Regions from separate parts of the Homo sapiens genome. Here region 2 is linked to region 1. The links are chromatin loops, found by intact Hi-C in ENCODE. Cell type or tissue: ascending aorta. All regions are shown on one strand. Each heading gives the region's core, and the rest is flanking DNA. Links, peaks and the distances in the headings are about the cores only.

Region 1 (16,066 bases), core at 3,781-11,780:
TAGGTATATTAAGAAATAGTAACTTATGCCCTCCCCCACCCTCTTGGGTTGACAGAATTCTTTTGGGACAAACTTCACTTGCATAACCTTTTTTTTTTTTTTTTTTTACTTTTTGAGATGGAGTTTTGCTCTTGTCCCCCAGGCTGGAGTGCAATGGCACGATCTTGACTCATTGCAACCTCCGCCTCCTGGGTTCACGCAGTTCTCCTGCCTCAGCCTCCTGAGTAGCTGGGATTACAGGCAGGTGCCATCATGCTGGCTAATTTTTGTATTTTTAGTAGAGATGGGATTTCACCTTGTTGGCCAAGCTGGTCTCGATGTCCTGACCTCAAGTGACCTGCCCGCCTTGTCTTCCCAAACTGTTAGGATTACAGGCGTGAGCCACTGCGCCCCGGCCTACATAACATTTTTTACTTCGATCATAGGCGTAACAAGTACTTTAGGCTTGGTATTCGGGTAAGGGGTGATGTTATAATGTGGAACAGAATTTTATTTCTTTTTACAAAGGAAGTTGTGAAAAGATAGTTTGGTGATCTGTGCTTGTATGTTGTGTAGACTTTTCCCCCCTTAAGCATGCCTTTGCCAAAGTTTAATTCTTCAAACCACATATCAGAATGTAATAGGCTGGCCAAACATGCAAATCATGACCAGAGAGCAGGCAAAAGTTGGTTTCTGATGAGAGAACTTTTCCATTGTTGCCACTAAGTCACCAAAGTTTATGTATTTCTTCTTTTGAAGTTGCACCCTTATTCCAATATTCTCTAAGTCTATTCCCACCTTTGTCCAGACTCTACTGATCCATTTGGTACTAGTGTGTGCCAGGCATGGTGTTAATTGTGGAGCAAGTGGCAGTCATCAGACACAACCAGCCCTGCTGTTATGTGGGCAGTAGACCCTCTGATAAAGGAAGTACAATATGTTATAAAGCATACAGAAACCCACCTAAAATAGACTCAGGGAGGTAGGAGGTTTCCTAAGGGCTGAGACTGAAAGATAATAGGGATTGCTTGATGGCATTGTTGATGGGGCTGTGGGTGAGAACAGTGCTCCAGGGAAAAGAGGCCAGCCACATGTGAGAACACAGAATCAGGGAAGAGTGACCTGCTGAGGAACCAAACCGGAAGATGTTCCTGGGACACATTGTTGGAAGTGTGGGTGTGCTCAGGCAGGAGGCCAGAGAGGCAAGCAGAGACTAGATGGAGGGCCTGGTATGCTGTGTTAAAAAAACATTATGGAGCCACTGGAAGGCTTTGTTTGGGAATGAGATAGGGAGGATGGCGTCGGTACAGGATAGAGAATGGACTGAAAGTGGGCAAGGCTGGAGCAGGAGGAGGGAACCATGGCAGGCTGAAGCAGAGCTCGGAGAACAATGTCCTTATCAACTTAGGATACATGTGTATGGCAGACTGCAGTTTTGATGCCTGGAGTATTTAAATTATTTTTGTGCCCCAATTTCTCTTTTTTCCTATCCATTTGGGATACTGTCAGCTTTCTTTTCTTTTTTTTTCTTCTTTTCTTTTCTTTTTTTTTGAGACGGAGTCTCATTCTGTTGCCAGGCTGGAGTGCAGTGGCGTGATCTCTGCTCACTGCAACCTCCGCCTCCCGGGTTCAAGCAGTTCTCCTACCTCAGCCTCCTGAGTAGCTGGGACTACAGGCACGTGCCACCACTCCCAGGGAATTTTTGTATTTTTAGTAGAGACGGGATTTCACCATGTTAGCCAGGATGGTCTCGATCTCCTGATCTTATGATCTGCCTGCCTCGGCCTCCCAAAGTGCTGGGATTACAGGAATAAGCCACCGTGCCCAGTGAAAGTACATTTTTAAAAATCATGGCTAGTACTCATAGAAGAAATAGGACCCTAAAGTACAAAATAATCATGTTTCAGGGCTCTCTTGGTTTATTACATTGAAGATAATTTTTAATTATAAATGTAACACATGCTAATTTAAAAATAAACCAAAAAACCTCAAAAAGCATGTGCATGATTCATATATATATATATATATATATATATATATATATATTTTTTTTTTTTTTTTTTTTTTTTGAGACGGAGTTGTGCCCTGTCGCTCAGGGTGGAGTACAGTGGTGTGATCTCGGCTCATTGCAATCTCTGCCTCCTGGGTTCAAGTGATTCTTCTGCCTCAGCCTCCCAAGTAGCTGGGATTACAAACATGCGCCACCGCACCCAACTAATTTTTGTATTTTTAGTACAGAGGGGGTTGGCCAGGCTGGTCTCGAGCTCCTGACCTCAGGTGATCTGTCCACCTCAGCCTCCCAAAGTGCTGGGATTACAGGCGTGAGCCACCACGCCCAGCCCACCTGTACTTTCTTCTAGACTCTTTCCCTGTGTACTTACGCACATCACTTAATAGAGAAATGGGATCTTTAACTACAGATACTTTTAACTTGAGTTTTACAAACATAGTACATTGTGGACAAGTTTCTGTGCAAAAATATACAGACCAACCTTCCTTTTTAAGTATTGTATAGTGTTCTATGATATGGTTGTATGAAAATTTATTTAACTGGGCCCCTCCTAAATAATGGATTTTAAGGTTGTTTCTAGTTTTTGCTATTATGAATACATTTTTTTTACTTATATAAATGTGAAAATACCTGTCCTTAGGATAACTTTTTAGAAATAGAATTGCCTAACCAAAATAGATGTACATTTTAAATCAGTATGTGTTACCAAATTACTGTTCCAAACTGTTGCACCAGCTTGGCAACTCCACCAACAGAGTAGGAACAGAGGCCTCTCTTTTGACACTCCGGGTATTTTCCAACTTTTCACCTTCTGTAATCTGGTATGTGAAAAGAACATATCTCATGGTTTAATCCATACTTCCTCTTTTTAGGAGGAAGCAAATTGTTGTAAGAGAAGCTCATCTCATGAATCTATCTTTAAAAAACATACAGTATGCTCAGTGCCAGTATAGTTTCAACTGATTTTATACCTTGGTATTAATAGTAATCAAGTTAGAAAAAAATGGGCCATATCTAGAAAAGTATATTACACATAGAAGACATGAATGAATGAAAAAATGGTGGTGTTCAGACTGAGGGAGATGCCTTATCACACAAAAAAATTCATGTCCAGTGACAAAATGTTACTAAGTAGGTAAAGGAGGTTTAAAAAATTTAGGCAAGTTGAAAAAGGGTGGTGAGTTAACTAGAAAATTCAGTTTTTTAAAATCCCATTTTCTGTATATTTCAGTTCATTAAAGATTGGTTATATAAGGCTTATCTATGTGGATTCCAGATATGCAGTGTACCCCTTGGAATCAGGTGAGACACAGTGCCTCATTTCCATGGAAATACATGGCTCTGTGTTAACTGAAAGCCTCCATGGTTTTGAATCATTTCCCACCCACAGTAAGGAGGTCTTTTTGGTTTGACTCTTCTGGAAAATATGTGTGAGGTATTTACTACATGAATGTAGGGTATTTTTTCAATCTGCTTAAACCTCATTTTATTCATCTGTTTAAAAAAATTACGGAAGGAAAAGCAAGGGCATTTGAGTACCTTTCATATAATATGTAATATGCAAGGGTACTATTTTTTCCCCCATTTACTCTTCCAGTTTACAGATAAACCAATTCAGAGTTAAATAACTTGCCCAGGATCTGTAATGTTAATCCCTACATCATAGTGTCGTTTGGAAGAAATAAAAACAAGCTCTGTGAAAATATATAATGTATGGCCTAGCACATAGTATGTGGTTCCTAAATTTTTTTTGTTAGCATGAAAATGGATGAAGGCCCATATTTGGCTTTTGTGATCTTAACCTGAAATGTCTAAAGCTTGACAATAGCCTATAAAATGCAAAATTGACAACTGGCTACTGATTTTATATACGTAAAAGTTTAGTCAGTACAAAACAAATGTAAAGAACTACTGGTTTAAAAAATCCAAGGAGTTTTTCAGAGAACAGAAAGTATGTAATCAGAATATAGTGGTGGCCATGGCCTCATATTAGAGATTGAGCATGAACATGAGTGTTCTGTGAACTTTCCACTGTGTGATTTCGGGTAAGTTATTTGAGGAAACCAAGGCCGAGACATTCAGAGGTCTGATTTACACAACTGGAAGTTCCCAGTGCATTTAGCATATTTTCAGATGTTGAAACTGAAGTCAAGGTTCAAGGCCAGGCATTCTGCCTCAATGACTGATGTTCTCCCACCCTCCAGGCGCATTGTGTCTGTGGAAGTTACTGGTGTTCTTAAGAGGACCTCAGTCTGACGGTTGTTTCCAAGTGATTCTTCTGTGTTGAGGGTGTTTAATGCATGGGTTACTGCAGAGCACAGAGACCTTTTCTGCAAATGGAAAAAAATATTATAGCTTAACATCTGCTTTCCCTAGGTAATGTGTTAATTAAAGATTGTTTTAATATGGAATGATGTCTAGCCTTTGAAAAACTTTATCTTACGGTTTATGGTATTGATAACCTTCAGAAAAGGAAGACTGGTTCAAATTATGTCAATTAATATGAAAAAAGCCCACTCAATATGAAGCCCCTTGACTTCTAAAAACTTGCTTTTTAGAAAATGTTAAAAAAAATTCCAGGTTTTGCAGGATAAATCCTCGGGGGAATATTGTGAGGTGAGGAATAGTCGTGGTCTTGATGCAATGTAACTTATAATTAGAAAGATGCTGATTTTGCTGTGGAGTCATTGAATATCATTATTTCAAAATAATTTTGAATAAAATGAGATTTCTAATAACCAACCTAGTCATTGTCCAACCTTTTCTACTTTTTCAGAGTTCAGTTCTCTTAAATCTAAGAGATTCTCTTTTGTAATGTAGCTCAAGAGGAAGTTTAAGGGTTAGGTCTATTCTTAACTGATGTCCCTTGTTCCTATCATTCCATGTATAGAAATAATATCTTCTTGAGGAAACTGTTAAGCGTCACTCTTTCCCAACTTTTGGGTCATTAATATGAGCTATTTTGCATGCTGGCTTTGTAGGTTATATCCTGTAGGAAAAAATGTTGGTGATGAGTTAGCTTTATTCTGTCACTTATACAGTGTTAATATTCTTTTAAAATTTCAAAAATTCAGATAGTTATTAATATTGCTACCACTAGTTTTATTTAAAAATGTTTTAATTTGTATAGATACGTAGTAGGTATATATATGATTAGTTTTAATTAAGATATTATTTCATTATAATTTATTCAAACTGGTTTAAATACTGAGACAGATTTTATTTAAAATATAGGATTTCTGCTTTTAAGCAGTATTAAAATCTGAGATTTGATGAATGGTATAAATTTTATCTTTTGCTTTTAGTTTTAAAATATTGTACAACATCCTGTTTCTATTCTTGAAGGTGAAAAAGAACAAAAACTTTTAAAAAGATGGAAAAAATTGTACAACAGTTTGTTATGAAACAAGATAAAGATTTTTACAACAAATACCTGTAGAGTTATCCCTTGGTATCTTCAGGATATTGGTTCCAAGCCCCTTCCCACTCCCCACCCCAAAGATACCCAAATTCATGAATGCTCAAGTCCCTTATATAGAATGGTGTAGTATTTGCATGTAACCTATGTACATCCTCCCATATACTTTAAATCATCTTTAGGTAACTTATAATATCTAATACAATGTAAATCTATATAAATGGGTTTTCTACTGTATTTTTTGTGTATTTCTTATTGTGATTTTAAAAATATATTTTCTGTCCGTGGTTGGTTGAATCCATGGATGTGAAATCTGAGGACGGGGGGCTGACCGTATACCAACTATCTCTTAGATTGTGCCTAAGTCCTTTTGTGTTGATATAACAAAATACGCGAGACTAGGTAATTTATCAACAACAGAAATCCACTACTCATAGTTCTGAAGGCTGGAAAGTCCAATATCAACGTGCTGGCAGGATTGGTGTCCCGTGATGGCGGCTCTCTGCTTCCAAGATGGCGTCTTACTGTTGCTTCCTCTGGAGGGGAGAAATTCTGTGTCCTCACGTGACAGAAGAGATGGAAGGGCAAGAGAGCACTCCCTTTAACCTTGAGCCCTTTCATAAGGGTGCCAGTTCCATTCATGAGAGTGGGGTCTTCGTGACTTAATCACCTCCCGTGGGGGTTCAGTTTTAACGTAAATTTTGAAGGGGACACCATCATTCAAATCATAGCGGATTCTAACATTAACTTTTTGCTTGCTTTATCACATATCTCTCCGTCTGTTTAGCCTGCTGTCCTTTGCATGGTGTAGTTTAATATTCATTCTGCATTCTCTAGTGGAATGTGAGTACTCAATGTGTTTGCTTAGATTGGGTTGAATGGTTATATTTTATTCAGGTGACTAGCATAGCCGTACCTCATGGTTGAAGGGGTTTCTTGAACCTTTACTAACTTGGGTTTTGTTTTTTTTTTCTGTGTTGCTGGGACCTTAAGTGCACTTTTAGAGATTCAGAAGCGCTAACAGTTCAAGCAGAGACTCTAATAGTAGGAGGAAGAATGAAATGACAAATGAATTCAGTGGAATCTGGCTATGCTGAATCCGTGGTATGCTTATTCTCACTGCCTGTGCTGGGTCTGTGTGCTAAGGCTTTGGTGTCAGCTGAGGGCTTACAGTTCTGAAGGCTAATGTTTCTTTGGAGAAAGTAGAAGGATGTAAACTTGGCAAGCCTTCTTGTTTTCTTTCTCCTGGAATGGTCAGTTACTTTTCTGAGCATACTGTGTCATAAGATAGCACCTGGGCCAGAGGGATCTCTTTGGGATTAGTATAAAAAGTGGGGCCTCCTTCTGTTAAGAAAGGCAGCACAAGTGGGACAAAAGGAAACTCCTCTGAAAGGTTAATGGATGAGTGATTGAATTACTCAAATTGGAAGCAGATTTTTCCAACGCTAGTGCCAGTTCACTGCTCTGATTGGAATGTTCTTCCATTTTAGCAAATTTGTTTGGCTTTCTTGTGAAGCCTGGACCAGGCTGCAGCATTTCCAATGGGTTTCTCTTCAGAGCTATTTCTGTCATAGAGTTTCTTAATTTAGATATTTCATGATCATTTGAGATAAAGATAGACGTGTTTGATCACTCTTGGTTGGTGGGAACTGGAGGTACTTTTGATTGGAGTCCAGATTTAATCTCCCATATTGAATGACTGTCCTCAAACTTACAAGGTGGATCTTAGTAATCTTTTCCAGAAAATGTAACGGCACTATTTTGGGCTAAAGTATTTAAAGGCTCTCAATCAGAGTTTTAAATTTTGCATATATAATTTCCCCCTTAAGCTTCCTTTGCTGTTTCTTTTGGAACTAGCTGAATGCTTGTATTCTCTATGGAGAGGTTGGGTAGAAAAGAGTGATGAGGGGCATAAAAGTATCTTCCCTGATTAGAATGGAGGGCATGGGTGGTACTGAACTAGTGGTGCTTAGACTTGGTTGCAAATGGGAATCACTTCAAGAGTTTAAAAATATTGATAACAGTTCAGCAAGGTGGCAGAATATAAGATCAATGTACAGAATCAATTGTATTTCCATATACTAGTAAGAAATAATATAATTGCATTAATAAGAAAATAATTCCATTTACAATATCATTAAAAGGAATAAAATATTTAGGGATAAATTTACCAAAGTAGAAAATTCTCTGAAAACTGCAAAATACTCTAGAAAGAAATTTTAAAAGACTAAATAAAAGATATCCCATCTTCATGGATTGGAAGACTTGTTAAGGTGGCAGTACTCCCCAAATGGATTTACAGATTCAACACACCTCTTGTAAAAATTCCGACTAAATTCTAGGCTTATCCCAAAATTCCTATGGAAATTTGAGCAACCTAGAATGGTGAAACAATCTGGAAAAAGAACAGAGTTGGAGAGCTCTATTCCTCATTTCAAAACTGATTACAGAGCGACAGTAATCAAAACATTGTGATACTGTCATGAGGATGGACAGATAGATCAATGGAATAGAATTGAGAGTCCATAAATAAATAAATAAATCTTATTTTTTGTCATTTGATTTTCAACAAGGGTGCCAAGACAATTCAAAGAGGAAAGAAATGTTTTTCAGCAAATGGTGCTGGACAACTGGATATCTGTTTGCAAAAGAATTAAGATGTCTGTGATCTTCCTCATACCACAGACAAACATTAACAAAAATGGACCATACACCTATAACAGCTGAAACTATAGAACTCTTAGAAGAAGAAAACATAGGAAAATAGAAAAATTTTCATGATCTTGGGTTAGGCAAGACATTCTTAGATGTGACACCAAAAGCATAAGCGACAAAAGAAAAAGCAGATAAATTGGACTTCATCAAAATTAAAGACCTTTTTGCTTCAATGGACATCATCAAGAAAGTTAAAAGATAACTCACAGAATGGGAGGAAATATTTGCAAGTCATATCTCATAAGGGATACAGCTAGAATATATAAAGAATTCTTACAACTCAGTAATGAAAACACAAATAACTCAGTTACAAATAGATGAAAGTATAGATAGTTCTGAATAGGGACTTCTTCAGAGATGATGTACAAATTACCAATAAGCATGTGAAAAGATGCTCAAAATCACTAGCCAACAGGGCAATGCAAATCGAAACCACAATGATATTCGACTTCACATTAAGATGGCTATAATAAAAAAGACAGAAAATAACGAGTTTTGATGAGAATTTAAAGAAGTTGAAACTCTCATACACTGCTGGTGGGAATGGAAAATGATGCAATTGCTTTGGAAAATCATCTAGCAGTTCCTCAAAAGGCAAAGATAGAGTTACCATATACCATACCTACTCCTAGGTAAATATCCAAGAGAAACGAAAATGTATGTCCACATGAAAACTTGCTCATAGCAGCATAATTCATAATACCACTCAACTGGAAACAACCCAAATGTCCATCAACTGATGAAAGTATAAACAAAATGTGGTATATTCACACAATGGCATACTATTCAGCAATAAAATAAATGAAGTACCAATACATGCTACAACATGTATGAATCTTGAAAACATTATGCTAAGTGAAGCCATTGACAAAGGACCATATATTGTATCATTCCATTTATATGAAATGTAGAGAGTAGGAAGATCTATACATACAGAAAGTCAAATGGTGGTTCCCTAGGGCTGTGCATGGAGGATCTGGGGGAGAAATGGGGAGCATGTACTAATGGGCACAGAGTTTCTTTTGGGATTATGAAATGTTCTAAAATCAAATTTGGTGATAGTTATACACTGTGAATATACTAAAAATACTGAATTGTACACTTTAGATGGGTGCATTGTATGGGTACGTGAATTATATCTCAGTTATAGATATCTGAATTATATCTCAATAAAACATGACATAATATAAAATATATAATATTTACATATCATATATAATAATGCTATATATATAATATACACTGACACCTGGATCCTTCTCTTAGAGAGTCTGAATTAATTGGTCTGTGGTATGGCCTGGGCATTGGACTTCTGGAAACCTTCCCAGATAATTCTATTAAAAAGCTGATGTGGAGAATCTTTGACATGGGTCTTGGTACTTACAAGTGTGGTTTGTGTGCCAGTGGCACCAACGAGACCTGGGAACTTACAAGGAGGGCAAAACCTCAGACCCCACCCAAGATCCACTGAATCAGAATCTGCATTTTTGATGGGATCCTCAAATAACTTGGATGGACATTCAAGTTTGAGAAACATTGTCAGTAAGGTAGTTGAATAGTAAGGCAGGCGAATGTTATCTCTGAAGTTCCTTATCCTCTGTCCATCCACCCCTCCTCCTCCTGCCTATGGCTTTTTATTAAGGATACCCTTCCCAGTAGTGTCCCATATCTTCCAGTGTTTCTTGTCCATAAAAACATACCAGGCTTAGATCATTTTCTTCGGGGGCACTGCTCTCTGCTAGGGAACCACTGGCCTTTTGGGATATATTCTCCTGAGAGCAAATAGGCAGTGGACTAGCACAACTGGTTCTATATAGCAAATGAGGCGACCCAGGAAGAAAGTGTAGAAAGAAGAGAGTTTAGGTCCTTTCCTGAAATTCCAGCATTTAAAAGTTGAGTTGAGGAAAATGCAGAAGATTGAGAAAGAGTGACTAGAGAGGAAGAATGAAAACCAGAAGAGTATGGGATCCAGAAGACAAGGGGAAAAAGGGTTTCAGGAAGGTGGGAGTGGTTAGCTGTGTGTGATACTGCTGTTGAGAGGTTGGGAAGGAAGAAATGTGTACTGGATTCAGTGACCTAGAGCCACTTCAGTTGAGTGGCAGGGAGGAGTTGGGATGGGATTGGTGAAGGAGTGAGGGAAGACAACTCTTTCAAACATTTGATTGTGAAGAGTTGAGGAGTGAAGAAGGCAGTATACAGCCAGGAAGAGGAGTGAGAGAGGGCTGTTCTATGCTGTTTTATTATGACTTTTCTTTGATTTCTTTGATTAGGATATTTTGAACATGTTCAAGTATAGACAGGACAAAATTCAAGACATAGGAAAGAAAACAGGTAATGAATAGGTAAATTTCCTGAAAGGCAGGAGGAGATGGGAACCAGAAAAGCAGAGTTGGCTCCTATGTGTCAAGAAAAGAAGAACAGAGGATGGATGTGTGTTTGGGTGGGTTCATATGTTTCAGTTATCAGAGGTGAAGGAGCTTGGCCACAAAGTTGAGCACAGACTGAGTATCCCCTATCTCCTTATCTGAAATGCTTGGGACCAGTAGTGTTTCGGGTTTCTGATTTTTTTTTTGATTTTGGAATATTTGCATTATACTTACTAGTCTACCATCTCTAATCTGAAAATCTAAAGTCTAAAATCCTCCAATAAGCATTTCCTTTGAGCACCATATTGGTGCTTAAAAAGTTTTGGATTTTGGAGCATTTCAGATTTTGGATTTTCAGATTAGGGATACTCAACCAGTAAGTGCTGGATTCAGGCTTCCAGCTCTCAGAGAAGCCTGAGTGTCTACTATGTGCCAGGTCCTGTGATTGATTAGGTGCTTGTAGGGGACATGAAGAGGAGCAGATATAATCTAGATCTAGAAGGAGCTTCTAGGCTATAGAGGAGGCAGGCAAGTTGATAGTCATTTGCAATGCAGCATGCTGGGCGTGCTACATTGCTCATGTGTACAATAAACATCTGGTGTTACCTACGGTCATCATAGAAAGGTTGGCAAGTAGAGGAGGAAAAGCCAAGTCTTCTGGAGAATTTGGGGAGCGGGGGAGGTTGCATCATTTATAAAATTCCTTCTGGATAGTCTGATATTCTAGTATGTCCCCAAGTGAGAAGGCAATACCACCAGCCTCACTGCTATTGAGAATCAGTCCATTCTCCCTCCTTTTGATGATTTTATGTGGCTTCCTTTTGAAGGGGAAAAGAATTGGAACTTAATATCAAACTATTTTAAAATTTCCTTTATTAGAGTCTTACGAAAACTTATACAAACATGATACTAAGTAGTATATAAGCATATTTAGGCATATATCTCTTAAAGAATAAGAACACCACAATAATTATACAAACTTAATATTGATTAAAATTACAGACCAATAAGGCCAGGCATAGTGGCTCATGCCTGAGATCTTAGCACTATGGGAGGCTGAGGCAGACAGATCACTTGAGCTCAGGAGTTCAAGATCAGCCTGAGCAACATGGCGAAACTCTGTCTCTACCAAAAATACAAAATAGCCTGGCATGGTGGTGCGCACCTGTGGTCCCAGCTACTCAGAGGCTGAGGTGAGAAGATTGCTTGACCCCAGGAGGCAGAGGTTGCAGTGAGCTGAGATCGTACCACTTCACTCCAGCCTGGGTGACAGAGTGAGAAACCATCTCAAAAAAAAAAATTATATATTATACACACACACACACACACACACACACACACACACACACACACATATATATAAAATAAAATTACAGACCAATAAAATGTAAGTTAACATTAATGTGATGAGTGATGTTTAACTTTGGGTAAATTGCTTTTTCCAGTTAGGCTCTGAGTTTGATGTGTTCCAATGACTAAGTGGTAATTCAGTGATCTTGTCACCTTTCTCTGTTGGAATCACTAAAAATTTTGACGTGTTCAGCATTCACTGGGCCCAGATTCTTCTCTTCTTTTTTTCATTTGCCTGTGACAATGATAGCACCCCTACGTGGCAAAGCAGGGTGGCACCACAGACCAAGGGTTAGCACGGACACTGGGTGGAAACAGGAAATTTCCTGAGGTGGTTCCAGGCATGCTTTTATTAAGAGCATTGAATAAACATAAAATGGGGAAAATCTTGCCATGAAGAACTCTTGGGTTCCCAAGAATACACCTTTGCACGCAGTTTGAAAAATACAGTGCGAGCTGGGCCTTAGGGTGCTATGAGGGCAGACGGGCTGGGTGTGCTGCCACACTAGGGGATGAGGCAGGGAAGGCTTCTGGAATGAAAAGGGATGAGGGACGAGAACTGTCAAACCAAGGTCTCTTTTAAACTGTGCTTATTTATGGCTTGCTGTTTGATTTGGTGCTTTTTCCTTTAATCATTTGGTGCCAGGTTTTCCTATCAGTCCTTTCATGTCCTATATGGTTGGCCAACACCTACAAGGGGGAGGTTGGTCACCTAAGTAATCTCATATTGGTGAAAAAGCCAAGGTATCTGAAAGGGGTTTTGTAAGAAAAATTTTAGGATCGGACTATACCAGGAAACAGCTTCCTGCCTAGCTATAGGTTGTTAATTTGTCTGAATATTTTCAAACCAGGATGCTTTTGGTGTGTTGGATAGGCTTTTGAGTAGGGAGAGATACTATCTTGAATTGTGCTAATAATTTAACTCAACAGCATCTAACAAAGGCAGTCTTATTCTTGGATCATGTGTACAGATCATAGTCTGAAGTGGAATAAGCAGAATGTTGTTCTCAGTGTGAGATGTTATTTAGAACACACTGGAAACATTGTGATGTCATTGTGCACTGAGGCAGGGAAATGTTAGTCTACATTTTATGGAATATGTACTTCAGTGTTTGCATTGTACCTGGAGTGATAAAAAGCAAAACAGGTACTCAAGACCTGTCTGGGCTTTGGCCTTTGGGCACATTCCCCCTCATCACCTTCCTTCCCACTTGGCTGAGCTATGGATGAGAAAACCTAGGTCAATAGTTCACCAACTCACCTTCAAGCCAGGTGGGCTGACAAGTCCTCCTTTGACCACAGGACCCCAGCGCCTGCATCCAGAAGCATCTAAGATCCTGGAAGTCAACTTAAATTTTCAATGAATGGGCCAGTTGCAGTGGCTCACACCTGTAATCCCAGCACTTTGGGAAGCTGAGGCGACAGGATTCTTTGAGCCCAGGAGTTTGAGACCAGCCTGCTTGGGCAACATAGACCCAATTTCAATCAATCAATCAATAGTCGAGTGTAGTGGCAGGCATCTGTAGCCTCAGCTACTGAGGAGCTGAGGTGGGAGGATCACTGAACCCAGGAGTTTGAGGTTTGCAATGAGCCATAATTGTGCCACTGCACCCTGGGCAACAGAGCAAGACCCAGTCTCAAAAAAAAAAAAAAATCAACTAATGGCACTCATTACCTCCTTCCTCTCAACAGTACCTATTCTCTTACCTATTCACCTCACCCTCATGAAGCTTTTCTAAGGTTCCTATTTGTCTGTGGACTTTCATTTCTGCATGCCTGCCTATTCAGAAACATCTATTCCATTCTCCAATTATACTTTACGTTTGCATACCTCTTTTCACTTTTCAAAGTGAATGGGGGACTCTCCATTTTCCCTGAGAGCAGCTTAGACAGGTGATATTGTCCCATTTTATAAATGAGAGCACTGTAGCTAGAGAGGTTAATGACTGGCTCAAGATGTAGAGGAGACTTTAGAGCTTGTGCTTCAACCTACATGGCTGGAATCCAGTTTCATTGGCTATAGATTATAATGCTTTATTTTTTCTTAGAAAAAAAAACTTTAGGTAGGGCATAATTTAGTGATAGAGAATGAGGAACTATATAGTACGTTTTTAAAAATATACATATATTCCCTGCCCACTCCTGTGATTTGTTCTTGGGTAGGTACATAGTAGCTTTGTCTTAACACTGTGACCCTTTTTGCCATGTCCATCATAATAGGTGAGAACACCTTATATGAAGAATGCCTGTGACTTTGGTACATCGGAATCTGATACCCTTGAAAGGGGTCTAGGAGACACCTGTTTCTGAGTAGATTCCATTGCATACAATTCATAGACTCTCAGAGTTGGAAGAGACAATATGAGTCGTCTGGTTCACCAGGTGTTTGGTTACATTTTTGGTTAGATCCCATATGAATCCTTAAAGGTTGTGGAGTGAGTTTGACGAACAATCCTTATTATTTTGCATGACCCTTCATGGCCTAAAAATAATTCTGTGTTTTACCAAACTAAGTAAAATGTTGACTATACAAAAGAAAAAGGTTTTTTTCCCTTGGGTCATTTGGGTTTTGAGATGTTCTATTTGAAACATTTTCCTTACAATTTGTTACCTGTTAAGAAAATTGCTTATTTAAATATCTGTTGAATGCTACTTAATAAATGTAACTTTCAAAATGTGACTAAATGGTGGTAGTTTTCTTTGTTAATAGTGATTATTTTATTTTGCCATTGTTGCATTGCTATAATTTGTTTTCATTTTCTTTGTTTCTCTCTTTATAAGCTAGATGCCAGTTTTCCCCCCTAGAATTGTTAACCATTTACCTGTGTTTTGTATGACATGCACATGGGATTCATGTGAACGTTTTCACTTATTTTGCACTTTTTAGCCAGAGATACAGAAGAAGAGAGGGACACTCGAGATTAAATGTTTTAGTGAAAGTTAATGGGCAGCATATAACAAGCCTGGGGTACTTGAAAATTCAGTAAAAAGCAATAACTAGGGCTGGTTGTTTTCCCTCTTTGCCTTTGAATAGAAATGCATGCCCACACTGATGGAATGTCAAGTGCCTGTGCTGTAGGACTACTTAGCAACCTGCCCTTACAAATCTCTATCTTGAACCAGTGTTTCTTAGCATTAAAAACAAAGGGTATGTGTACTTAAACCCTGGAGTCAGTGTACAGAGGTCTAACTTCTCACCCAAAATCGTGGGTCATATAATATTGTGGCCAGGAGAGTGCTTATAGGAAGTTTCAAAATTCATTTAGTTGATATATTGTGGTTTGTAGTGTACCTAGGAACATTACATTATTAGTAAGAGGCACATCCATTATAAGCTCTTGGGAAGGTGTATATTTCAACTTAACACATTTGCAGTTATATTTGAAATGAATGTGTTTGCCTATAAGGACTCACTTAGTATCTTTAGTTCCTATTTAATGCTAAACTTATTCTGTAGACCCAAATATTTCTAAGAGCCTTGCATAGAGGCACCTGGGATATTCTGTTACAAATATCTGTTCTGTCTACACAGCTTCTCCACCTTAAGTGGTTTAACTGGTGCTTTGCAGGGAGTGGAGAAAGGATATCTCAGAAGGTCAAAGGATTAACATTTTCCCACAAAGTCTTTGATGGAAAGTCTAAGACCAGGAGAAGAGGAGTAATAACATGACCTATTATTCTGTAATTTGCAAATTCATGAAGGGCTTCCATATATAAATTTCACGTGTATGTGTGTATGTGTGGGTGTGTGTGTGTGTGTGTTAAAACCTGTGAGGTAACTATAACAGGTATTATTGTCCCTACTTTTTAAATTAAGGAAAGCAAGTCTAGGTCATAGGCTAAGTCATTTTCCCATTGTCACCTAGTAAAGTGGACCCTCCACCCAGGTGTTAGGATCTGAAGTTCTTTGCATTGTTCACTTTGTTTTCCTCAAACACCTTCCCCTTGAGCCTGGAGACTATATCTTTCAGTCTTTTTACTTAAATTTCTTTAAGTGGCTGCTGGGGGTCAGTGGGAAGATCAAGGCAGTAACAATGGAACAGGTGTGGCTGATGGAAGGCTGAGATGTCCTCAGCAGCAGAACAGGATGGACAGGCTTTCACACTGTTTATTCATTTGTCCCCTGGCAAAACACTCCTTTTGGTGAGCCGCCTTGACTGTTCCCCTGGGTGTTCGCCTGCCCATTGACATTCTTCCCCATATTTCCTTGCTGCTGCTCTCTTCTAT
Region 2 (16,066 bases), core at 4,243-12,242, 55 kb before region 1:
CTTTAAGTTCTAGGGTACATGTGCACAATGTGCAGGTTTGTTACATATGTATACAAGTGCCATGTTGGTGTGCTGCACCCGTTAACTCGTCGTTTATATTAGGTATATCTCCTAATGCTATCCCTCCCCCCTCTCCCCACCCCACGACAGGCCCCAGTGTGTGATGTTCCCCACCCTGTGTCCAAGTGTTCTCATTGTTCAATTCCCACCTATGAGTGAGAATATGCGGTGTTTGGTTTTCTGTCCTTGCGACAGTTTGCTCAGAATGATGGTTTCTAGCTTCATCCATGTCCCTACAAAGGACATGAACTCATCATTTTTTGTGGCTGCATAGTATTCCATGGTGTATATGTGCCACATTTTCTTAATCCAGTCTATCACTGATGGACATTTGAGTTGGTTCCAAGTCTTTGCTATTGTGAATATTGCTGCAGTAAACATACGCGTGCATGTGTCTTTATAGCAGCATGATTTATAATCCTTTGGGTATATGCCCAGTAATGGGATGGCTGGGTAAAATGGTATTTCTGGTTCTAGATCCTTGAGGAATCGCCACACTGTCTTCCACAATGGTTGTAATAGTTTACAGTCCCACCAATAGTGTAAAAGTGTTCCTATTTCTCCACATCCTCTCCAGCACCTGTTGTTTCCTGACTTTTTAATGATCGCCATTCTAACTGGTGTGAGATGGTGTCTCATTGTGGTTTTGATTTGCATATCTCTGATGGCCAGTGATGATGAGCATTTTTTCATGTGTCTGTTGGCTACATACATGTCTTCTTTTGAGAAGTGTCTGTTCATATCCTTTGCCCACTTTTTGATGGTGTTGTTTGATTTTTTCTTGTAAATTTGTTTAAGTTCTTTGTAGATTCTGGATATTAGCCCTTTGTCACATGGGTAGATTGCAAAAATTTTCTCCCATTCTGTAGGTTGCCTGTTCACTCTGATGGTAGTTTCTTTTGCTGTGCAGAATCTCTTTAGTTTAATTAGATCCTATTTGTCAATTTTGGCTTTTGTTGCCATTGCTTTTGGTGTTTCAGTCATGAAGTCCTTGCCCATGGCTATGGCCTGAATGGTATTGCCTAGGTTTTCTTCTAGGGTTTTTATGGTTTTAGGTCTAACATTTAAGTCTTTAATCCATCTTGAATTAATTTGTGTATAAGGTGTAAGGAAGGGATCCAGTTTCAGCTTTCTATATATGGCTAGCCAGTTTTCCCAGCACCGTTTATTAAATAGGGAATCCTTTCCCCATTTCTTGTTTCTGTCAGGTTTGTCAAAGATCATATGGTTGAAGATGTGTGGTATTATTTCTGAGGCCTCTGTTCTGTTCCATTGGTCTATATCTCTGTTTTGGTACCAGTACCATGCTGTTTTGGTTACTGCAGCCTTGTAGTATAGGTTGAAGTCAGGTAGCATGATGCCTCCAGCTTTGTTGTTTTTGCTTAGGATTGTCTTGGCAATGCGGGCGCTTTTTTGGTTCCATATGAACTTTAAAGTAGTTTTTTTCCAATTCTATGAAGAAAGTCATTGGTAGGTTGATGGGGATGGCATTGAATCTATAAATTACCTTGGGCAGTATGGCCATTTTCAAGATACTGATTCTTTCTATCCATGACCATGGAATGTTCTTCCATTTGTTTGTGTCCTCTTTTATTTTGTTGAGCAGTGGTTTGTAGTTCTTCTTGAAGAGGTCCTTCACATCCCTTTAAGTTGGATTCCTAGGTATTTTATTCTCTTTGAAGCAATTATGAATGAGAGTTCACTCATGATTTGGCTCTCTGTTATTGGTATTTGGGAATGCTTGTGATTTTTGCACATTGATTTTGTATCCTGAGACTTTGCTGAAGTTGCTTATCAGTTTAAGGAGATTTTGGGCTGAGACGATGGGGTTTTCTAAATATACAATCATGTCATCTGCAAACAGGGACAATTTGACTTCCTCTTTTCCTAATTGAATACCCTTTATTTCTTTCTCTTGGCTGACTGCCCTGGCCAGAACTTCCAACACTATGTTGAATAGGAGTGGTGAGAAAACTGTCTTGTGCCAGTTTTCAAAGGGAATGCTTCCAGTTTTTGCCCATTCAGTATGATATTGGCTGTGGGTTTTGTCATAAATAGCTCTTATTATTTTGAGATATGTCACATCAATACCTAGTTTATTGAGTTTTTAGCATGAAGTGTTGTTGAATTTTGTTGAAGGCCTTTTCTGCATCTATTGAGATAATCATGTGGTTTTTGTCTTTGGTTCTGTTTATATGATGGATTACATTTATTGATTTGTGTATGTTGAACCAGCCTTGCATCCCAGGGATGAAGCCAACTTGATCGTGGTGGATAAGCTTTTTGATGTGCTGCTGGATTCGGTTTGTCTGTATTTTATTGAGGATTTTTGCATCGATGTTCATCAGGGATATTGGTCTAAACTTCTCTTTTTTTGTTGTGTCTCTGCCAGGCTTTGGTATCAGGATGATGTTGGCCTCATAAAATGAATTAGGGAGGACTCCTTCTTTTTCTATTGATTGGAATAGTTTCAGAAGGAATGGTACCAGCTCCTCTTTGTACCTCTGGTAGACTTCAGCTGTGAATCCATCTGGTCCTGGACTTTTTTTGGTGGGTAGGCTATTAATTATTGCCTCAATTTCAGAACCTGTTATTGGTCTGTTCACAGATTCAGCTTCTTCCTGGTTTAGTCTTGGGAGGGTGTATGTGTCCAGGAATTTATCCATTTCATCTAGATTTTCTAGTTTATTTGCATAGAGGTGTTTATAGTATTCTCTGATGGTAGTTTGTATTTCTGTGGGATTGGTGGTGATATCCCCTTTATCATTTTTTATTTCGTCTATTTGATTCTTCTCTCTTTTCTTCTTTATTAGTCTTGCTAGCAGTCTATCAGTTTTATTGATCTTTTCAAAAAACCAGCTCCTGAATTCATTGATTTTTTGAAGGGTTTTTTGTGTCTCTATCTCCTTTGGTTCTGCTCTGATCTTAGTTATTTCTTGCCTTCTGCTGGCTTTTGAATGTGTTTGCTCTTGCTTCTCTAGTTCTTTTAATTGTGATGTTAGGGTGTCAATTTTAGATCTTTCCTGCTTTCTCTTGTGGGCATTTAGTGCTATAAATTTCCCTCTACACACTGCTTTAAATGTGTCCCAGAGATTCTGGTATGTTGTGTCTTTGTTCTCATTGGTTTCAAATAACATCTTTATTTCTGCCTTCATTTCGTTATGTGCCCAGTAGTCATTCAGGAGCAGGTTGTTCAGTTTCACGTAGTTGAGCGGTTTTGAGTGAGTTTCTTAATCCTGAGTTCTAGTTTGATTGCACTGTGGTATGAGAGAGAGTTTGTTATAATTTCTATTCTTTTACATTTGCTGAGGAGTGCTTTACTTCCAACTATGTGGTCAATTTTGGAATAAGTGTGGTGTGGTGCTGAGAAGAATGTATATTCTGTTGATTTGGGGTGGAGAGTTCTGTAGATGTGTATTAGGTCCGCTTGGTGCAGAGCTGAGTTCAATTCCTGGATATCTTTGTTAACTTTCTGTCTCATTGATCTGTCTAATGTTGACAGTGGGGTGTTAAAGTCTCCCATTATTATTGTGTGGGAGTCTAAGTCTCTTTGTAGGTCTTTAAGGACTTGCTTTATGAATGTGCATACTCTTGTATTGGGTGCATATATATTTAGGATAGTTAGTGCTTCTTGTTGAATTGATCCCCTTACCATTATGTAATGGCCTTCTTTGTCTCTTTTGATCTTTGTTGGTTTAAAGTCTGTTTTATCAGAGACTAGGATTGCAACCCCTGTTTTTTTTTGTTTTCCATTGGCTTGGTAGATCTTCCTCCATCCCTTTATTTTGAGCCAATGTGTGTCTCTGCACGTGAGATGGGTCTCCTGAATACAGCACACTGATGGGTCTTGACTCTTTATCCAGTTTGCCAGTCTGTGTCTTTTAATTGGAGAATTTAGCCCATTTACATTTAAGGTTAATATTGTTATGTGTGAATTTGATCCTGTCATTATGATGTTAGCTGGTTATTTTGCTCGTTAGTTGATGCAGTTTCTTCCTAGCATCGATGGTCTTTACAATTTGGCATGTTTTTGCAGTGGCTGGTACCGGTTGTTCCTTTCCATGTTTAGTGCTTCCTTTAGGAGCTCTTGTAAGGCAGGCCTGGTGGTGACAAAATCTCTCAGCATTTGTTTGTCTGTAAAGGATTTTATTTCTCCATCACTTATGAAGCTTAGTTTGGCTGGATATGAAATTCTGAGTTGAAAATTCTTTTCTTTAAGAATGTTGAATATTGGCCCTCACTCTCTTCTGGCTTGTAGGGTTTGTGCCAAGAGATCCACTGTTAGTCTGATGGGCTTCCCTTTTTGGGTAGCCCGACCTTTCACTCTGGCTGCCCTTAACATTTTTTCCTTCATTTCAACTTTGGTGAATCTGACAATTATGTGTCTTGGAGTTGCTCTTCTCAAGGAGTATTTTTGTGGTGTTCTCTGTATTTCCTGAATTTGAATGTTGGCCTGCCTTCCTAGGTTGGGGAAGTTCTCCTGGATAATATCCTGAAGAGTGTTTTCCAACTTGTTTCCATTCTCCCCGTCACTTTCAGGTACACCAATCAGATGTAGATTTGGTCTTTTCACATAGTCCCATATTTCTTGGATACTTTGTTCATTTCTTTTTACTCTTTTTTCTCTAAACTTCTCTTCTTGCTTCATTTCACTCATTTGCTCTTCAATCACTGATACCCTTTCTTCCACTTGATCAAATCAGCTATGGAAACTTGTGCATGCGTCACGTAGTTCTCATGCCATGGTTTTCAGTGCCATCAGGTCATTTAAGGACTTCTCTACAGTGTTTATTGTATTTAGCCATTCATCTAATCTTTTTTCAAGGTTTTTAGCTTCTTTGCTATAGGTTTGAACATCTTCCTTTAGCTCGGAGAAGTTTGTTATACTGATCGTCAGAAGCCTTCTTCTCTCAACTCATCAAAGTCATTGTCCGTGCAGCTTTGTTCCGTTGCTGGCAAGGGGCTGTGTTCCTTTGGAGGAGAAGAGGTGCTCTGATTTTTAGAATTTTCAGCTTTTCTTCTCTGGTTTCTCCCCATCTTTGTGCTTTTATCTACCTTTGGTCTTTGATGATGGTGACGTACAGATGGGGTTTTGGTGTGGATGTCCTTTCTGTTTGTTAGTTTTCCTTCTAACAGTCAGGACCCTCAGCTGCAGGTCTGTTGGAGTTTGCTGGAGGTCCACTCCAGACCCTGTTTGCTTGGGTATCACCAGCGGAGGCTGCAGAACAGCAAATATTTTAGAACGGCAGATGTTGCTGCCTGATCCTTCCTCTGGAAGCCTCATCTCAGAGTGGCACCCAGCTGTATGAGGTGTCAGTCGGCCCCTACTGGGAGGTGTCTCCCTGTTAGCCTACTCAGGGGTCAGGGGCCCACTTGAGGAGGCAGTCTGTCCGTTCTCAGATCTCAAACTCCATGCTGGGAGAACTACAACTCTTTTCAAAGCTGTCAGACAGGGATGTTTCATTATCTGCATTTTCTAGTAAGGAAACCTAGGATCAGACAGGCTGTGAAACTAGTAGTGAGTTTTATGTCCTTACTCTGGACTAGACAGCTGATATTCAGGGGAGCCATGATGTGAACCCAGCATTGGTAGATTCAAAAGTCTATGCTCTTTTCATTGCAGAATCATCTTTTAATTTTTGGTAATGTGGTTTTACTCCAGGTGTGTCTAGTTTCAAATAACTGAAATAAATTTGAACTACTTTTTTAAAAAAGGAAAAGTTGTTTTAAAGACAAGGAGTCTCTTGAGGAACCTAAAGATAGGACTCCAGCTGGCTTCTAGGAGGAACTGGAACTGAGAACTGTTTAGCTAGAGTTCTGTTCCTCTGACTCTTCCCTCCTGTCTTGCACATCTGCTTTATGTTCTGTCTGTAGTTTTCTCTGCTGCTTGTGTAGATGACAGAATATGGGTGCTGCACAGCTTTGACCAGGCACAGAGATGAGCTGTCCCTAAATCCAAATTCCTAGTAGGGAAAATCTGATTGACTCTGCTTCATTTGTATTTTTATTTATTTTTAAGACAGGGCCTTGCTTTGTCACCCAGGCTGGAGTGCAGTGGCACCATCATGGCTCACTACAGTGTTGACCTCCTGGGTTCAAGTGACCCTCCTGTCTCAGCCTCCTAAGTATTATAGCTGGGACTACAGGCACATGCCACCAGCTAATTTAGCCCAGCTAATTCTTTTCTTTTCTCTTTTCTTTTTCCTTTTTTTCCTCCCTTCCTTCCTTCCTTCCTGCCTCCCTTCCCTTCATTCTTTCTTTCATTCTTTCCTTTTTTTTTTTTTTTTCAAGGTCTTGCTCTGTTGCCCAGGCTGGTCTCTAACTCCTGGCCTCAAGCAATCATCCTGTCTTAGCCTCCTAAAGTGTTGGGGTTACAGGCATGAGCCACTGCACCTGGCTGGCTCTCCTTTCAACAGACATCCATCGTGAGTCCAATCAGCTTTTAGCCAAGAAGGCAGAATTACATAAACCAGACATGGCTGCCACTCATGGCACCAGTTTTGACTGGTAGGAATGTGTGACTCTAGTCTTTTCTCACTCATCTGGTATGGCTGCAGCCTATTCTGTGTACTCTGTTACATGGAGAAGTCTAATAGTTTCCTTTCCTGTTTGACCCATGATTATAGCTCTTTGAAGAGCAAATAAGACTAGGACAGGTGTGGCCAATATGCTGACATGTCAGTGATTTTCTTCTTTTGAAACACATCCTCATTGTTTCCACAATCTCATTCCTTATAGCCTGATTTTCCCCCACCCCACCCCACCTGTCTCATATAGGAATACAGTTAGAGTATCTGCTCAAAAGAAATCACCCACTTTCTTTGGAGCTCAACTTTTCACTTGGGCTACAGCTCCAACTGACTCCCTTTGCCAATATAAACCCCTCCCCAAACTTGTTGTGCTTATTCTCTATGATAATGTTGAGAGTCCTTTTCCCAGTTGTCACTACTTATCCAGAAGTTGGTCCACTTTTTCTCATTGGGCACACTGAGAAGAATAAATTCACGAGGGCTCTTAGGAACAAATGGTGGTCACCAACTCTTTTCTCAATTGAAGTAGCTCCAATGGAAGGGGGTCAAATCTCAACACCCAGTTACATACATGTATACTTTCTGTTTTCTTCTACAGCTGTAAAGAAAAGGAAACTCAAGAGGAAAAAATTATTGTTACATTTTTTGTAGGTGGTCCCAAACTTACGAATGTTTAGGGTTCCTAAATGTTTAGCGTTCTAGTTGTTTAGAACTTGGAACTTATTTTATTTTGGATACAATACTGTACTTGCTGCTTTAGGTTTCTAGCCAAACTGCAAATAATAATTTGGCCTACAATATAGCTGATTTGACCTTGAATTATGACCTCGAAATTTACCTTACCCTTAAAATTAGAGTCTGAACTCTTCTGGTCAATAGCCTGAATTCATTAGCTTTCTAGATACTCATTCCCCTAAGCTTCTCTAAAGTTTGGTACTCCCTGGAACCTCTGTTTTCCTCTTACTGTAGAGGAGGTAGGGGGACAACATAGAGGTATGTAAGTGGATGATGGATGTGGGCTCCAGGTATTGAAAGATGTAGTGGCAGTAGATGGTACAAAAAGAAGGATAGGACTGAGTAGAAAGTAGTGAGTTTTATGACCTTAGTGATGCTCAAAAAAAGAGGAGGCTGGTGAAGAGGAATAGGGTGGAAAGAATGGCTGGCTGCAATTGTTGATAAATAGATATTGCATGTAGTCAATGTCTACATTTAAAATATTAACTATTTTTTGTATGCAATTCTTTGAGTTGCTCTTCCCGCCCCCCCCCCCCCATTATTTTTTTTTATCTTACTTATTTGTTTGTTTGTTTTGAGACAGGGTCTCACTCTGTCACCCAGGCTGGAGTGCAGTGGTGTGATCATGGCTTACTGCAGCCTCAACCTCTCAGGCTCAAGTGATCCTCCGGCTTCAGCCTCCCAGGTAGCTGGAACAACAGATGCATGTCTCCACACCCAGCTAATATTTTGATTATTTGTAAAAACGAGGTCTCCCTATATTGGCCAGGTTGGTCTTGAACTTCTGGGCTCAAGTGATTCTGCCACCTTGGCCTCCCAAAGTGCTGGGATTACAGGTGTGAGCCACTGCGCTGTGCCTATCTTTCTTCTCCATTAACCTGCAGTAAATAGAGAATAAATTTTACAGCATTCATCATTTGTTTAGCTGGGTCCCTGAACTTGCCTCCCTGGGATAAGGCACCATGACTGCACAGATCCAGCCAGATAATAGAAGGTGTGCACTGGCTTCTCACTGCATGGCTATGTAGTGTAATCACAGCGTGCCTTTGTGGGGCTCCTGTTTATGTGGCTTTAGTAGATGATTTCATCCTCTTTTCTGACTTGGAACCAGACAACTTTACATTCTCAGCAAACAGATGGACAACAGGGTTGAAATAAGATCTTGTACTGAAATAGTCCTTGAGTCATACTCCTTGACTGTTCTCTCATACGGGAAACTTGCCTCTTCCTTCTTGCAGAAGGCCAAGGCTGAGAATTCAGTGTACTCAGAGTTGCTGGACTCTTTTCTCAATATATATTATGTTGGATATTTTTCTTCTTGGTCAAGATTGAGAGTCTGCCAGTATAAGAATATTATCTAATTTGTTTTGGCAGAACACCTGGCCTTTTGCCCCAAGCAGATGTTTAAAAATAGAACTAAAAGTTTTGCATTAACTTGTTTTTGTCCTCTTTCCAAAAAAGATCCTGACATGAGAAAAAAGGGGAGCTTGATTTTACCTATGGTTTTATTTGGGAAGCAAGGGTGCTCTAGTTCAGGGGTGTCCAATCTTTTGGCTTCCCTGGGCCACATTGGAAGAAGAAGAATTTTCTTGGGCCACACATAAAATACACTAACATTAATGACAGCCAATGAGCTAAAAAAAATTGCAAAAAAAATTGTATAATGTTTTAAGAAAGTTTACAAATTTGTGTTAGGCTGCATTCAAAACCATCTTGGGTCACAGGGCTGCAGGCTGTACAAGCTTGCTCTAGCTGAAACTCACCTGACTTGGTCATTGGCTTCTAGTGTACATTGTGCCAGTAACTGTGTGACCTTGGGAAAGTCAGTTCGTCTTTCAATGCTGTTTCCCCATCTGTAAAATGGGAGTGATAAAACCTCAACTGAAGGGTTGTTGTAAGTATTAAATGAAATGACATTTGTGAAAGTATTCAGATGAGATAATAGTGCTGTATTAACATAGATTTTTTTAAAGGTACAAAAAGAATTATATTAAATCAGTAACATACATTTATATGTATGAGGGAGGGATATTTAAAATTAAAATATTATATAATCACAAGAAAGACCTTGCTCTTCCCTTGGGCATCCAAGAAAATTAAAGCCTGTTTTATATCACCAAAATGAAAAAGACGCTTGATAGAAGTAACAGTGCTCAATGCTTGGAACCCAACTCAATTCATACTCTTGTTAGATAAGTCCAAATTCTAAAGGCTACAAAAATCCTGTTAAATCAAGGGGAAAAAATTAATTTTAGGATAAAGTTATTCAAGATGAAAGAAAGGCATGTCTTCAGTGAGAGAACTGCCTGCTGTCGGATGATATCTTGCTAATGTATTTAAAGATTTTGGACTTTTCAATTTTCTTGATTTTCTGGTAGCCAAATCCACCACCACCCCCTTGCTTTTTCTGCTTGGCTTCATTGCAGTTGATGTTCAGATCAACAAAGGGAGTCACCTTGAAACCAAATGACAGAGCAACTTGAGGCAAATTTAAGTTATTAACATTAAAGATCTGTTTCAGAGAATGGTAATCATAGGCTTGTATGTACGGCTTATATGGTTTCTGGGCTGACTTACGAAGAAAGTAGTTCTTTTCAATCAATTTCTCAAGCTGGGACTTAATGTCAGAAATTTTAGACCAGAAAAATTCTAATAAACTCAATGGAACCTTGGATTGTTTCAAGTAGCGAAGAAAACCCAATTATTCTGGGCACAAAATGAGCAGGGCATGCCCTCTCCCATTTAGGCCTCTGGCTGTTCTGCCCACACAATGAATATATTCCTTAGGGTCATCCGGAGGGTCATACTGAACAATCCAGTCAACTTCAGGAATGTCCAGTCCTCTTGTTGCCACATCCGTACACAATAGTGTTCCTGAATCTGGGTTGCAGAACTGGAAGAATGTGGTTGTACACTTATTTTGCTTTTGCTTTCCATGAATGGCCACGTAGGGCAAATCAATGTAGTTCAGCAACTCATAGGGGTATTTCACGGACATACAAGATGAAAAGAAGGCCATAAGCTTCTTCTTTTGTTTCTTCTTAAGGAATGTAAAGAGCAGAAGGAATCTCTTTTTGGAAGGACAAACAACATATCCCTGCTCAAGACCATTCACTGTTGCATTAGCTTTATCATCATCAACACCAAAATACAATGGCTCCTTTTTCAGAGAAATCCTTGCCAGGCCTTCAACTTTTTGAGTTTGGGTGGCAGAAAAGAGCATAGTCTGTCTACATGTTGGCAAAAGTTTAATAACTTGCTTTAATTCCTCTTCAAACCCAACATCCAAGATATGATCAGCTTCATCAATAACCAGACACTGCAGGTTTTTATACATAAACCCTGGGGTATTCTGCATATGGTCCAGCAGACAGCGTGGTGTGGCCACAATGATGTTGATCCCATTAGCAAGTTTCTGTGCTTCAGCAGATCTGTTACTGCCACCCATTATCAACCCATAGGTATGTACCTGGCAAGTCTTTAGCTCCGTAAGAACACCAAAAGTTTGCATGGCTAGTTCTCAAGTAGGAGAGAATGACTCCCGTTCCATTCCTGGGCATGAACTTTAACTTAACAATGAGTTCAACTGCAGGGATGAGAAAAGCCAGGGTTTTACCACTGCCTGTTTTTGCAGCTGCCAGAAGTCCCTGCCTTCCAGAAGTGGTCTGATACTTTTGTGCTGAATTTCAGTCATGTTTGTAAAACCCATTTCTTTTATTGCCTTCAGAGTGTTTTCATTGACAAGATTATGTAGAGAAACAAATGAAGTATCCTCAAAAGCTCCTGTCAGTCCCAGGGGCAGGCTGGGCACCTCACTATCATCTTCATCATTATCTGGCTTCTCCACATTATTTTCTGTTTCTTTAGGAGTCTCTGCACTTTCTTCTTCAGATTCCCCTTTGTTTTCAGTTTTTGCTTTTTTTGTATCAGGCACAACATCGTTCAGCATTTTTCTCTTTTTCTTCTTCTTTTTCTTTTTTGATTCTGAATTGGGAGACTGCATTGCTGCTTCTCCATTGATTAATATGGTGGATTTCTGGGGAGATTTTTTAACTTTTATATTTTCCACTGCTTCTTGAGACATGTCTCCATTTGGAGCTCCTGATAAGCCCATGTTCATAGAATGTTTTGATTTTTTAACCTTTCCACCTCCCATTGTTTCTTCAGACACATTTCCATTTTGAGTTTCTGATAGGGTCAGATTTGAGGCCCCCTGCAACTTTAGGTTCTGCTGCCGCAATTTGAGGTTCCGCTTTTGTATCTTCTTGCACAGGAGTTTCATCCGCAGGTGAGACATGCTGTCCAAGAAGTGCCTAGACCACGGCGCCACACAGTCAACATAGATTTTTGATATGGTTTGGCTGTATCCCCCACCCAAATCTCACCTTGAATTGTAATAATCCCATGTGTCAAGGGCAGGGCAAGGTAGAGATAATTGAATCATGGGGTGGTTTCCCCCATAGTGTTCTCATGGTAGTGAATAAGTCTCACAAGACCTGATGATTTTATAAATGGGAGTTCCCCTGCCCAAGCTCTCTTGTCTGCCACCATGTAAGATGTGCCTTTGCTTCTCCTTTGCCTTCTGCCATGATTGTGAGGCCTCCCCAGCTCTGCGGAACTGTGAGTCCATTAAACCTCTTTCCTTTATAAATTACCCACTCTTGGGTATGTCTTTATTAGCAGCATGAGAATGAACTAATATAATGTTGTTTAATTTTCAGAGATTAGAACTATCCTTCCTCTATAACAAAATAGTTCATAATGAGCAAGGAGTAATTAATCCACTTAAATATTTACTTATTCTAAACTAAGTATATTTGCTCACTGCCTTTTATTCAATCCTTGCTGGAGAGAGTTAATAATGTTGACCTGTGATTTCATTTTTTTTTTTGAGATCTGCTTGATTTATTCCGATTATTTAATACACAGTGACATAACTGTGATCCCAAAGAGTGCAGAGTTAAAGCCTTCAACTGCAGCTGAGGAGAGGGCAGGAATGGTACACCTGCGGATGATGGTGAGTCAGGAATGATGGGCAGGGGGCCATGACCAGGATAGCCTCCTCCCCAGGGCCTGGGACAGGGGAGTGGCCTGAGGAACAGGACCCAAGGGTAGCCCAGTGCCAGGGAAGGGGTCAGAGACCTCCCCCTGGCCTAGGTCTGGAGCTCAGAACTGCCACATGGCTGAGGGGGCAGCAGCCTGGGAAGGACCAGAGGCAGGGCCAGGAGAGCACCATTTCCTGGGGGGCTGAGGGCAGGGAGGTGCCCTACAGGAGAAGCCAGGAGGGGCCACCTGCTCCTGGGGTGGGGGCCAGGCTGGAGCAGGCTGCAGCAAGAAAGACCTGAGGCAGGTGCAGGGCCTGAGAGCCTAGGGGGATGGTGTGGGGGTGCTCCCAGGGCAGCCTGGCCCAGGGAGCAGTCCTGACTCAGCAGAGGATACCCAGGGAGGGGCTGCAGACCCCTCAGGACCTCCCCTCCTCTCTCCCTGGAAAGGAGCTGGGGAACCTGTAGTGCAAATCTGTGGACCACTCAGTTATGGAGGGAGGCTGTGCCTGAAGGGGGGACACTGGGGTGCGCCCCGTCCACCATCTCGGCCTCCACCACTGTCCTCAGTACAGCCGCTTCTCGTGAGAGCACAGGCCATGGACACCACCCTCGATCTGGGCCAACACGGTCTGCTTCTCAAACTTGAGCCCTCCTGAGTACATCATGGACCAAAGGACAGACAGTCTGTGGCCCCGATATCCTGGCAGCCATGCTGGATGCCCGCTATGAGGTAGGGCATGAACTTCTAAATGGAACCTTTGTACTGGATGGAACACGAGACACCCTGCGTGATCTTCACCTTATCCCCCTCGCTGAAGTATTGTTTCTGGCTGCTGCTGCTCTTCTCCATGGCATCCAGTGAGCCCATGCCCTGGTGCTTCTTTTTTTGTTTTGTTTTGTTTTTTTTTTTTTTTGAGACAGAGTTTTGTTCTTGTTGCCCAGGCTGGAGTGCAATGGCACAATCTCAGCTCACCGCAACTTCTGCCCCCCAGGTTCAAGCAATTCTCCTGCCTCAGCCTCCAGAGTAGTTGAGATTACAGGCATGCACCACCATGCCCAGCTAATTTTGTATTTTTAGTAGAGATGGGGTTTCTCCATATTGAGGCTCGTCTCGAACTCCTGACCTCAGGTGATCTGCCTGCCTCAGCCTCCCAAAGTGCTGGGATTATAGGCATGAGCCACCGCGCCCAGCTCCCCAGTACTTCTTAAGCCGCACCCCGTCTGAGAAGTACTTGCAGGGGGCCTCCGTGATGGCAGCCAGCAGGCAGCCCATCATCACTGTGGAGGCTCCAAGTTCCAGGGCCTTGACCACATGCTCCACGGTCCTATGATGGGCACACCAAAGCGTTGGGCATACTTGGCCACCTTGTACACAGCAGTGCCCTGGGGCCGACCGCAGGCCATCACTTCCTGGGTGATGCAGATGGAGCTGCAGCCCATCCCCACGCGCAGCCCGTCCACACCAGCATCAATCAGGTTCTTTCCCTGGGCTGCTGTCACTATGTTCCCCCCAATCACCTGGAGGTTGGGGTACTTCTGTTTGATGTAATGCACTATGGCGATCTGATACACTTGAGTTCCCTTGGGATGAGTCCAAGATTATGAAGTCGTCGCCCGCCTGGGTGAGCAGGTCCAGGCAGTATTTGCCATCCTCATGAGTGCCCACAGCTGCATATATATGTATATGCTGCAACATATATATTGTCCAAGGTCCTGTAGAAGGACACCCACAGCAGCTGCTCGTGGGAATCCTTGGAGGCCAGCGGGTAGTCTCGGTTCTTCTTCAGGTCGGTGCAGGCGATAATGGCCACCAGCTCATCGAGATCGTTGACGATAGGCAGCTTCCCTTTCTTGCTACGCTGCAGGATCTCATTTGCCTCTTTCAACATCACGCCTGCTGGAGCCACCACCAGCTCGATCCTTGGCATCATCACCTCACTGAGGAGGGTGTTGTGATCCTTCTCAGCAAGAAAGTTGATGTCCGCGGAGGTGATGATGCCCACCAGCTTGCTACCCATGATGTCCGTCTCAGTCATCGGAATGCCAGAGAAGCCATGCCGCATCTTGGCCTCCAGCACATAACCACAGTGTGCGAGGGGCTCAGCACCACCAGGTCTGTGATGAAGCCCCCCTGTTCAAACTTCTTGACCTTCTGCACCTCTTGGCCTGGAACTCTGGGGTGCAGTTGTGGTGAATGAAACCAATACCTCCCATCAGAGCCATCGCAATGGCCATGTCGGCCTCTGTCACAGTGTCCATGGGGGAGGAGATCAGCGTCAGCGGCGTCTTCAGCGTGATCTTCCGGGTCAGGACTGAGGTCAGGTCCACCTCATCAGCTATGAAGTCTATGAATCCTGGGAGAATCGGGACGTCGTTGTAGGTGAGGCCGTCAGCGCTGGTGAAGAGCTGCTGTGGGATGAGCCCGTCCTCAGGCACGTAGCCGGTGCAGCAGTTGCTCAGATAGTCCGCCATGCTGCGGGAGACCCCGCGACCCCACGTAAACACCCGCGCAGCCGCTGCTGCTGCTGCTGTTGTTACTGTTGCCGCCATTTTTTAAATATAAAATATAGTCTAATTCAGGGCATGCTGTGGATCACAATGCCTCATCCTGCTCACTTGGGGTTATTTATTGCCGTCACACTTTCTGGTAAGAGACATAAACTGATGTAATATCAAAGGAACACCATAAGCCATTTGAACTGTTGAACTGATATAATCATGAACTGGGCAGGTGGCCATCCAAGTTTACAGCATTCTTTTGGGCATGATGGTATCTGATTTCTGCTTTCTTATCTCTCTCCATTTTGATAGCCTCAGGTGTATGCTGCAACATATATATTGTCCAAGGTCCTGTAGAAGTATGTGTAAAAATTGCAGGTTGAAAAGATTGGAAAATACTTTTAAGGATTAACCCTATGTAGTAACATTGTTCACTCTCAAAAGTTTTGTCTCAGTACGTGGATTACTTCCATCAAAAGAGGATTTTGGATTGGTTATTTTCAGCATAACCACTGAGAATGAGAGCTTCAGCCTGTGTATGCATTAGGTCCTACAAAAGGAAGACAGATACTGGGCAAGGATCCCCTCATCCTGATAGAATGGTTTGGGAGCCTTGCACCAAAGTTTCTCTTATTTGTTTTGATTTGTTCTCACCTTTACATAGGGAGGTGAGGGTAAACTAGTTATGACTGAACTGCTTATCTTTATTCACAGTGCTTATCAGAGGAGTATAAAATACTTCTTTTATCTTTTGATACAATTAGAAATTTATGTGTTATTAACATATCATTAATGAGCTTCTTTGGGTTTAGAAGGCACCAGAAATTAACAAACAATTAGGAATAAAATTAGGGTTTACTTTCCATGATTATCTTTTGCTTTTATTATAGCTTGAAAAAGTTTATAAATAAGTTGTTTTAAAGTTTTTTTAAAAATATTTTTTAAGACCTGGGGTCTCACTATGTTGCCCAAGCTGGTCTTGAACTCCTGGCCTAAAGCAATTCTCCTGCCTCAGCTTCCTGAGTTTTAAAGTTTTTATTTTTTTATTTTTATTTTTTAATTAAAAGCCTGGGATGGAGAAACTTGTTCTCTGCCATCAACAAAGCTTACCTCTTATCCACCTCTCTGACTTTGCTCATGTAATTCCTTTTGCCCAGTAGGCCCTTCTTCCTCCTTCTCTCCATTGTCTTCCCACAT

Evidence for each region. Peaks named below come from ENCODE experiments on the same cell type or tissue, not always from the same donor. Only the 100,000 strongest peaks of a DNase experiment are listed, where the experiment ranks them.
Region 2: a loop joins it to region 1, with 2.5 times the contacts of the local background. A loop is called at or near these places in 3 of 110 quality-filtered maps.

The regions. Positions count from the first base shown.
Region 1 is chr6:18,409,474-18,425,539 of GRCh38, forward strand. All of the region lies in intron 2 of RNF144B (ring finger protein 144B), which reads left to right. It overlaps LOC124901271 (a long non-coding RNA gene), which reads left to right and starts at 11,818. Exons shown (of 2, transcript XR_007059487.1): 1 at 11,818-12,986; 2 at 14,060-14,519. RefSeq lists an enhancer at 5,159-6,358. In ascending aorta, for the core only: no CTCF peak of the experiment used is centred there; DNase peaks (open chromatin) are centred at 6,617 and 6,868; H3K4me3 peaks cover 891 bases; H3K27ac peaks cover 1,556 bases.
Region 2 is chr6:18,353,802-18,369,867 of GRCh38, forward strand. It overlaps the pseudogene DDX18P3 and the pseudogene IMPDH1P9. Among named protein-coding and RNA genes, the nearest start is that of RNF144B, 26 kb to the right of the region's middle. In ascending aorta, for the core only: no CTCF peak of the experiment used is centred there; a DNase peak (open chromatin) is centred at 8,367; H3K27ac peaks cover 1,851 bases.